Linked DNA regions of Homo sapiens: region 1 is linked to region 2. The links are chromatin loops, found by intact Hi-C in ENCODE. Cell type or tissue: Calu3. All regions are shown on one strand. Links, peaks and the distances in the headings refer to the core of each region. The heading gives the core; the rest is flanking DNA. Region 1 has its middle 8.1 kb from the start of KRTAP4-12. Region 2 overlaps LOC107985072 (a long non-coding RNA gene).

Region 1 (5,391 bases), core at 293-5,292, 180 kb after region 2:
GCATCACACTATCTGATTTCAAACTACATTCTAAGGCCATAGTCACCAAAACAGTGTGGTACTGGCATAAAAATAGGCACATGGATCAATGGAACAGAATAGAGAACCCAGAAATAAACTCAAATACTTACAGCCAACTGATCTTCGACAAAGCAAACAAAAACATAAAATAATATTCTTATTAATTTTTCTCCACAGTTTCTCTCATTAATTCCATAGTGGATTAGAGTATTTGATTATTGGCTTGTCTTATTTTTATTCTTATATTAACTGTAGCTTCTGTATGTGAAGTTTTATCTCTATATTTATGTGTTGATTGTAGCCTTTAGCATAATACTTTTTCCTACTTTGTCTTCTGTAATGCTTTTTGTGTAAGTCTAACTTGTGGGATAGAAGAATTGTAGCCCCTGCTTTCTTCCATTTGCATTTTCATATATGTATCTCTGTCTTTACCTTTTCACTTTTAACCTTCTGATGCTTGTTGATTCACTTGTGTCTCTTTATAGACAGCATAATGCTGAGCTTTCCTTTTCATAAGCCAATCTGAAAATCTTTTTTTAAAGTCAGTTGAGCCTATTATATGTATGGATATAATCAATATGCTTAAATTTAATTATGTCATTTTTATTATACTTATATATAATAATGATATATAATAAGTTATCTTCTATATTTGTTAAATATTTCTCTTGCCTGTCTCTTTATCTTTCTATCTCTCTGTCTTTCACTTTTAAAATTCTAATCTTTCACCTTTTAAATTCTCTCTCTTTCTCAGTATGCCTTTTGGTATTTAGGAATGTTTGTATTTTGTACTAACGGTTACCTTTATATACCTCATGAGCTCTATTTTTTAGCTACTGTCAGTTGATTCTCTGCTTACAGAAATATTGAAATTATCTGGTTACCTCTTTATTCCTCACTCCCTGAGCATGAGATTTGAATTCCTGGTTAATATCTATAAGGCAATCAGCAAACTTCTACTTTATATATTTGCTCTCCTTTTCCTTCCTGTTTTGGTAGTTGTGCTGTATCAACATTGTCAGTACATAGCTGTTAGTTATCACACTTCCTCTCTTAGGCTTATCGTTCATTCTGTTCTTAGTTCCAAAGGATATATATCGATCCAGACCTCATGTAGATGTCCTTCCAGTATCTTTAGTCATCTGATTTTATGAAGTTCACTTGTTAATAAATTCTTCAGGATCCACCCATGGTGGAGAATATTCACTGAGTTTTTTCATGTTTATAATAGTTTGTTTGTGGCCTTTATACCTGAAGTTCAGTTTGGCTGAATTTAAAATCTTTGCCTCACATTTTCTTTCCTTGAGCATTACTCTATTATCTTCTGACATTTTCATCAAAATGTGTGAAAACAAGCTCGTTTTATTTCCTTCTGGTTGACATGGACATTTTGCCTGGATGTTCAAATGATTACTTTTCTTTAAATAATTATTATGTTTTTCTTTAAAATTCAAGGCTTTTATAACATTATGTCTCAATTTTGACCATTATGAGCTTATTTTTCCAGAAGGGGTAGCTATACTTATAACAGATAAAACAAACTTAAAATCAACAACAGTAAAAACAGAGAAAGGAGGTCATTATATAATAATAAAGGGATCAATTCAGCAAGAAGATATAACAATTCTAAATATACATATTAGTAAGAGAGTGAGCTTAGTAAATTTGAAAGTCCCTTTGCCACCTGTCCTTTTTTGTGCTCTGCTGAAGCAGCTGTGACCATGTCCGGGATCATTTCCTACTTTATTTTCTTATGGAGATGTTGGGGCTCAGAAAACAAAACCCCAAAATATGATTCTTTGGTACCTTGATTGGGGAATTGTGGGGAACAGCAGCTATAAGCAGAGGTTTTCTCTGAGGTTCCCGTATCTGCCTGAAGACATCCAGGAAAGATATATAACAGGAAAAGAGGCTAAATGTTGACATCACCCCAGAGCGGCTTTGCCTGAAAGACTTTACCTACATAGCAAGACAGCCTTTGTTCACCATACATTTCTTTCCCTCACCTTCCCATAGCTTGTGGACACCTCCCCTAAGAATCCCCAAGACCCTATTCTGATGCTATACAAACTTCAATCATTGGCCCTTCTTCAAGTCTTATAGTTTGTGAGGCTCTGCACATGCATGTAATAAATTTGTATGCCTTTTCTCCTGTTGATCAGTCTGCTGTCACTTTTTTCCAGAGACTCAAATTCTCACATCTAGAGAGTAGAGGGAAGTTTAAAACACACCTATACACTATACACGAAATTAGATCATTACGTTTTTCTGGTTAAATATTTTAAGATGTAGGAAAATATTATTTCCCTTTCCTAGTGTGTTAAGATTTTCCAATCTGGACTTTCTCACAGAATTATCTTGCCTATTTCTTTGTCTACTGTGTCTTCTCAAGATGGCCCATCACATGGATTCAGTCCGGTATGTACCTGTGATCTGTGCATCACGCCATGATCCTGTTTGGGCAAATTGTTCTCATGATGCCAAGATCTCTTTTGATGTCAAAGAGAAGCAGAATTAGAGTAGGGAAATAAAAAGAAACAAGCTCATCTTTCTGAGTTAGTTACCGGTGAGCAATGAGGAAGACATATCCTATTTGTGAGTCATAAATGCTCATTAGATAGTGGACTCTCTAGACTTCTTCAAAGTATGCACCAGGTATCATTTCCTTTATTCAATTTGAAACTGTTAACAATGACTCATTGTTTTAAAATATGAAAAGGCATTTGGAGCTACTCTGAATAAACTTTCACTGGCCTAATATGGGACTTGGGCACCAAAATGAATATTGGCAGTAATAGATTACAACCCATCAAATAAAATTAAGGATTGATGAGTCCATATTGATATGAATTAAATGGAGAAGTTAAAAAAAGGAAGATGAGAAAGTTATCCATGACAGTAGAATGTCAATGAGTAAATGTAGAAGGAATAAAGGAGTTTCAAATCACCATTTACAGCCATTATAATAAAACTTGATCAAGTGAATATCATCAATGAATGCTATAACTATTGGGTGGAAGTTTAATGGGGAGCAGGATATTTGCACACTTCAAAATATTTTCCCAATAACTGTTTATTAATTTCAAAGGGAAAATGTTAACTTTACTGTGAAGAAACTTGAGAACATACCCTTCATCACAGGATCAAAGTTAGCAGCATTAATAATGGTCAAACTAGCATGTGTCTCCTGAAGTCACACACTGAAAGGACACATTACTTATGCAATATTTCTGTTAAAATGCAAAACCTGAATATAAGCATGAGGAAACATCAGATAACCTCAGACTAAGAAATACTCCACATAACGACTGGTCTGCTATCTTCAAAAATATTAGCACCATCTAATATAAAGACAGTCTGAGCAAGTATTTCAGGTCTAAATAAAGTAAGGAGATATGATAGCTAAATGCAATGTATGAACATGGATAAAAATTGCTTTATAGGATATATTGGAAAAATGGCAACATTTGGATATAGCATGTATATTAGGTAATAATATTGCATCAACATTCAGTTTAATTGATATCTTTACTGTGGTTATACATGAAAATGTCCTTAGTCTTAGGACATAAGTCTATCTCTATCCATGTCATCTCTCTAGAGAGAGAGAGAAATCAAATGTGGCCAAATGTTGAATCTAGGTGAAGACTATATGGCATAAGGAATTCTTTACTCTTATAACTATTCTGTAAGTTTGAAATGTTTTCAAAAATGAAAAAAGTTTAAAAATAAAACGAATTAGGATTGAAAAAGTATTTTTTCTTTGGCGTGTTAAAAGAAACATTTAGGCAAATTAAATTTAACAGATTTTAATTCATCAAAGAATAATTCATGAATTGGGAAGCTCCCAGACAAGCACAAGTTCGGAGCAACTCCTTGGCTTCCATTTGGTTAAATAACATTTATGGATAGAAAAAGGAAAGTGATTTGAGTAGTTGCAACTGAGACCATATGATGTTCTACTAAATATCTGAAGATTAAGATGAAGAATTGAGTTATGATCACATACCTCAATTATTAAAAGTAGCCCTAATCTAAAAAAAAGAAAAAAAGAAAAAAAAAAGGAAAAGGAAAGTGATGTACAGAAAACCAAAGTGAGGGACAGAAATAGCTGGGCTCGTTAGAGCTCAACGTTTGCTTTAGTTGAACATGGTTTAAACAGTTGGCCCCTGTGATTGACCAGAACTGGGCTGCCGTGGACTTGGATACTTGTTGGAAAGGTAGGTTACAGTTTGTTTACATATCCAGTTAGGTTACAGTTTACTATGCATGGAGAAACGTTTATGCCAAGCCTAAAATATGTAAAGAGGCAGCTTTAGGCTAAACTTAATTTAACAATTCTTAGTATAATAAGAGTGAGGAGTTTGGGTCTTTTGGAGGAAATGCTGAAGTATATAATAAAATTTACTTCATAGGAGCATCTACTATAAAAACCCTTTAAAAATATTTCTAACACAGGAAATCTTTCATCTCCTTGGGTCTCTGAAAATAAAGAACTTCTGGCAATGTAGCTGACTGAGTTGATACTGACAGACCCACTTCCTGGTATGAGTAAGTATAAATTCTTCAAAGATTTTTTAAAAAATTCAATCGTAGTTGAACTTGAGAAAAGTAGAGAAAAATTCTCATTTGTCAGAAACTAAGAGGGAACTCAAATGGCAAACACTAGCTGATGTCCTGTGGCCTGTGGGAAGGTTTGGCATCCAGTTAGATGCCCTCAGAACTGGAGGCTGGTGGTTAAAACTCAGGCAGGTACAAGAAATGGGACCTGAAACTATCACCAGGCAGGATCTAGGAAGTAAGACCCTTATATAAAGTTTATATTCTTAAGAACGCTGTTTGGGCAGATTGTTCTCATGATGCCAAGATCCCTTTGATGTCAAAAGAGAAGAATGTAAACTTAAGGTTTACATTCTGAAAGCATTTTTGTGCATAAGATGGAGACAAGAAAACCTTAGTCTGCCTACAGGAATTTTATGTGGTAATAAAGTCATGAACAACTAAACCATGCAATATCACCAAGCTTCTTAATTCACACTGTATGCATAGTGGAGGAACCTCAAGGTGAGAAACTGCTGATACTAAATAGTGCATGTCCTTGAAATAATCAGAAACAAAAGCAAAAGGAATAGCACACAGAAAGAACACCCCAAAAAGAAAAAAATATAAAAATAAAAAAGCATTAAGCACAAGGAAAAATAAACCTCTAAGAAACCACACACAGATTGCATGGGATCCCCCACAGGGGTCAATTTCTGCATAAGATAAATGCATAGGCAAATATTACAAAATATGTAAGAAAATAATTTATCATGAGTAGTATAGTAGACACAGGAAAAGGGAATATAACCCCTGGGAATTGAGATAACT
Region 2 (5,391 bases), core at 103-5,102:
TCCACACGTGCTTAGATGGTGTTCATGAGTTCAGTGTTGCCCCTTCCTGGATTGGGCTGGACACTGTTGTGTTGTGTTTTTAGGGCTCACTTTCTCTTTTTAAAATATTTTCTTAACCACTTGAACCACCAGGGATATGGCTCACCTTCTTTAGACCTCCAAGACAAGCATTATTTCTTTAATTCTTTATAGCTTTCATTAGGCTACATGTATGACATTTTCAAACTTGAGTAATTATTTAATTGATTGGGCATTTGGAATAGAGGATTTGAGTTTGTTCAGATTTTGACTTTAACATTTACTAGCTGTGACACTGAGCAAATTACTTAACTTCTGTAAGCCTTAGTTCACTTGTTAGTAATGTGGTAATAACCATAGTATGGTAGGGCCATTGTGAGAATTGAGTGAGATAATTCATGTAAAGCATGTAGCACAATGTCTAGAGGCATAATATTTAATCAGTTTTTAATTGAATGAAAGAAGCATTACTCTTTCTACTTTTTGGCCCTAGGAGACACTGTGGCTTCTGTGCATCTGTGATTACTTTTATTATGTGTTGGCGGTGGAGAAGCCTTCCAGCTGTTTTCTCCATTGACACCATAACCTGACTCCAGGAAACATCAGGGCCACAAGAGACAAGGGTAACAGATATTGTACTAGGAGAAGGGCCATCAGTCCTCTCTGAATTGCCCTGTCATTTCAGTTGTCCACAAAAGTGATCCTGTTACAGGGATGACTTCAAACTGTTCTCCCTTCTCCTCCAGGGCTATCTTCTTCCTACTGGCCGCAAAGATTGTGAAGGTTGATACATGATGGAGAGGTCCTTTACAACTGAGCTCCCTAACATTCTGGAAAACAGAAGAGTTGGACCTTTATGTGGTTTTTACTTTGGGTCAGGTGTGACTCAGCTTTCTTTTAAAAAGAAAGGTTCTATCCTTAATATAGCACTTTCATTAGTTATCAGAATGGCTTTGCATGACTATGCCATTGTCATTTGGCTCAAGTGAAATAATTCATTAGCTCTCATGTGATTGTTTTGCCAACTGAAGTAAGCTTCACGAAGCAGTATAATGCAATCCTACTAACAAGGTTACTGGGTGCCAGGCATGCTCTAGGAGCTTTGCATGCATTAATTAATGATGTCATCTCAGCCCTATGAAGTAGATGCTATTAATAGCCCCATTTTAAAGATGAGGAAATAGAGAGATTAAGTAACTTGCCCAAGATCTCATGGTATGTGGCAGGGCTGGGAATCAGAGACCCAGCTGGTCTAGATTCAAGTATGTGTTATTAATCAGTACATGATTCTGCTTTTTAAACAAAGGTGGCCAAAGTTCTTTTCTAGGTTTTTCTAATACCTTTAAAAGGGTGCTTGTTCTGAGATTTCATCCTAGTCTCCTTTCCCCACTGAACTTAACAGAGTCCTCTTACATGGGTAGTAATTTTATTTACCTTCCACTGTGAGACTTCTCCCTGCAACCAGAGTCTATGCTGGGAGTGGGGAAGGGGGTGTTTCTTAGAAAGTGGCAGTGAAGGAAGAGAACACAGTTATTTTTTTCCGGTCAATGGAAAATGAGCTGACAGACATTTATCCTCCACAGAAGTGCAGAGAGAAGACCTTTTTACTCTTACATACAGTTGATGGGTAGTTCTTTATGACCAGCTACCCATGTTTAGAGATGTTCAGCCCAAAGCATGGTCTCTCTCTAGGTCTTCTGGGTCAGTAGAGTTAGGCAGTTTCTTTAAGGGCCACAGATACCAAATGGGTGGATACAACCCTTTCCAGGAAACTCTTGAGCACTAGCGTGCCCAGTGGCCCTCCATAACGAGCTGTAATATCGGAAATTTTTGCTTCTGGATTAGCAGAAAGGCCTTTTTGATTCTTTTTTGTTTCTGTTTTTTTTGTTTGTTTGTTTTTGGAGAAGGAAAAAGAGAAAGGAGTCCCAAACTTGCTCTCCTCCTGAAAAAAGTAAGAGATCTTACTGTCTGAGATGTTTTCTCCAGGTACGACTAGTATGTCCGCCTTGACTATTGGGTTGTTCCAGAGAGAGAGAAAGAGGGGGGGGGGTGAGAGAGAGAAAGAGAGAGAGAGAGAGAGAGAGAGAGAGGATCAAGAAAACATATTCAGAAATTTTGCTATTGTGATGCCTTCTTAAGATGTTTAGAAACATTGATATACATTTTTTCCCATGTGCATGTAAGTGGTAGCCTGTGGCTCAAAAGCATCACCTAGGAAAGCTCTCCAAATATGATGTTTAACCTGAAAGGATAATTACAGCAAACCTTTCAATGTTGCCAAACAGGGTTGTTCCCATTTGAACTGGGTGCGTGGGTTGTTCCCATGAAACTTGTGAATCATTCATGAACACACTGATCAGATATTTCTAGCCAGCCCAATACCCAGAGGATTCATTTCCTATAAAAGACATTTGATCACAGTGTTGAAACAATGTATTCAAGGTTTGCTTGCCCTGAGACTAACCCAAGTCTGTGTCACGGATGCTGATTGCCTCAGCCTAGAAATTCTTCCTAACCTAATAATGACCTATTCTCTTCTCTTTGGGGACACTTTCCTTTTCTCTTGAATTTTAATGTTTCCCCCCTTCTCTCATTTAAAGTGGATGTTTGCTTTTAAAATGTGTTTTCATTATAAAAACTTTAATTTTAAATCAAAATGGACAGAAATAGGATAAACTTACTCAGGTAAGGGATCCGTTTCTGTCTAGAGTAAGATACTTTTCTTCATTGTTTGAAAAATGGAAATTATGGGAATTAATAACAACATAGAGTCATTATCTTCTAAAGACATGAAGATCTCACTGATACCATCCAATTGCCTTTAAAAGACACTGGCAAAGTGGGGTGGGGGGGGTTGGAAGACTTTTTTTGGTGTCAGTTCTTATTTACAGAGGTAGAAAGCTAGACATGATAAGTAATGTCAGAGCTTGTAAGAGAAACTAAGGACGTAAGCTTTGAAGAGTCCATGGTGACTGCCCAGAGTCTAAGCACAGAGAAGCCAAATGGTACTTCTGAGAGTTAGAGCCTGAGGTCACTGTCTTGGGGTCCAGTGTTCTTCACATTAGGCCTCAGTCCACACCTGTTCACTACAGATGTGCCTGGGAACGAGGAGAGTGAGGAGCAGAAGACGGGGAACAAGGAGAGTGAGGAGCAGAAGAAAGAGCACTGGTCCTCTTTTCGACCCACGTACCATGGACCAGTTACTGTTCTTTCTGTGCCCCAGATTCTCCATCTCTCACATTAAAAATGCTATTAGCTGCCATCCAATACCTTCCGCATTCAAAAATCCACATATTCTCTGCATTTCTGGATGAGGGATAAAGACTCCTTGGATGATTCTCACTGGAAGCTGTGATGAGCTGGAGAAGGGTGCTTTGAAGAGTTGAAAAGCAAGCTGTTGCTACTACAGATTATTTCTGTTCTTGTATCAGGTGCTATTTGACCTTTCTAAGGAAATAAAAGTACTGATAATTCAATCCCATTATTGTGCGGCATGGATGAGTCAGTTAAATTTTCTGCCCAGCAGTTTCCTCATCTGTGAAATGGGGCTATTAATAATATCTACTTCATGATGGGGTTGTGAGGATTAAATGAGTTGATGATATTTATTAAATTATTGGTCATTATTGATTAACTCCATTTTATAAACAGGCGAATAGACACGAAGGAGGGGGGAATCTGCATGTGTGGTTGTCTATCAAGCTATGCCCAAATCTAAAAGCCTCAAATAAGTCATCAAGTCATTCAGATCTTTAAGCCAAAAGCCCCCATCAGTGATAAAGCAGTGGCTTTTAATTCAGTGCACACACTTCAGCTGAGACTTTTGTTAAAATTTGGATTCCCAGGTCCCACAGCTGGAGATGCAGATACAGGAGGTCTGGGGTAAGGCCCAGGAATCTGAATGATACAGACTCCCCTATTAATGCAATTGCAGGTGGCTTCTGGGTCACACTGGAGAAGTTTTGGCGGGACGTCAGGTAAGGGGTTACCACTAACTGAACTCTGGAGGAAAAGTTTCTGGGTAGTCTCTTCTGATCAGCAATTGCTGGAATTGGCTCTGGGAAGTAAGGATGCAAAGGGTGTGGGCTGTGTGATGGGGGCAGGTGATGGGGGACAGTTAAGGGGTGAGAGGCAAGGAGAAAGGGGGAAGCGTGGTTACTTACCTCTGTGTTTGGAAGAGTTTAAACTAGCTATGACATGAAGTGGAGTCAACAAGAAGAAAGGAAAAAAATCTAGAAAAAATATATCTAAAATATCTCCCTTTTTAAGAAATATAATTATGGACCCTCAGAGTGAGAAGCAGAGATATAGGATTTGACCTCAGGCTCTGGACACCATGCTGTGTTTCCTGATTCATGGTTGTCTTTCGAACTGTGCTAAAATTACACTTTCCCTCCCCACGAGCCCCTTTTCTGCTCTAGCTGCTGACTTATGCTGAACTGTCATAAAACCTTAAATTTCCTCCTGTGGCTGTGTAGGATACTTATTTAGCCTCCTAGTAAAAATCCAGTCTCCTTATTGCCTTTAAAAGTTTTGACCACATGCATACAACCAGCAAATGGTTTTACATTCTCTTATACGAAGAAGACACTTAAAAAAAAAAACAAAACTGCAAGCCTTCGAGTGGCTAACTCCCCTCTTTACTGTGCAGCTTATAATCATATATTTTTTAAAACCATGAATGGCATGGGGGATATTTTGCTCTCCATAGGAGGAAGGCATCCTACTTCTAGGATAAACTGAAAATGGCACTGCTGCATCAGTTCAATCTTAGCTTGAGTCCAGTGAGATTCCTCAACCCTAATTTTGTAGCTCGGAGCAGATTTTAGTGTGGATGATATATATCAAGGTCCACCTGGGCCCAGCACTGAACCAGAAAGAAAGGAAGAAGGTATTGATGGAAACGACATGTGTCTAGGTTTAAATATAGGGAATAGGAATGCCCTTCTGCAAAGCACCTTACAGTTTATGAGACCCTTTCACCATTATTATTCCATTTTATCCTTGCAGCCGTGTGGTAGGCAGGGCTTATATTGTTATATCCTATTTACTCGAGGTCATACATGCCCAGGCTGGATTGAGACTCCGTCCCAAGGTTTCTGAATCCCAGTTCCATGCTCTTTCCACATTTTCATCCTGCAGCCTGAGATAGTACGCAGTTAACTACTGACCGGAGGTACTCTGCCCACTCAGATGAGAGAGAAATTATTGATTTAAAAGAGGTCATTCTGGGAGTTCTGCATTCCACTTGCCTAGTGTAAGTTGCTACTTGTCTGGAGGAAGTAAATCATCAAGCTGTAAGTTACACAATGCATGTGTCTTTGATGTGGGCATCAGGCATTATTGACTCATTGATATGCGATACATACCCTA

Evidence for each region. Peaks named below come from ENCODE experiments on the same cell type or tissue, not always from the same donor. Only the 100,000 strongest peaks of a DNase experiment are listed, where the experiment ranks them.
Region 1: a loop joins it to region 2, with 2.5 times the contacts of the local background. A loop is called at or near these places in 1 of 110 quality-filtered maps.

The regions. Positions count from the first base shown.
Region 1 is chr17:41,129,575-41,134,965 of GRCh38, forward strand. No RefSeq gene overlaps it. Among named protein-coding and RNA genes, the nearest start is that of KRTAP4-12, 8.1 kb to the left of the region's middle. In Calu3, for the core only: no CTCF peak of the experiment used is centred there; no DNase peak of the experiment used is centred there.
Region 2 is chr17:40,951,703-40,957,093 of GRCh38, forward strand. All of the region lies in intron 1 of LOC107985072 (a long non-coding RNA gene), which reads left to right. Among named protein-coding and RNA genes, the nearest start is that of KRT39, 13 kb to the right of the region's middle. RefSeq lists enhancers at 1,735-2,934, 4,833-5,391. In Calu3, for the core only: no CTCF peak of the experiment used is centred there; DNase peaks (open chromatin) are centred at 1,199 and 2,339.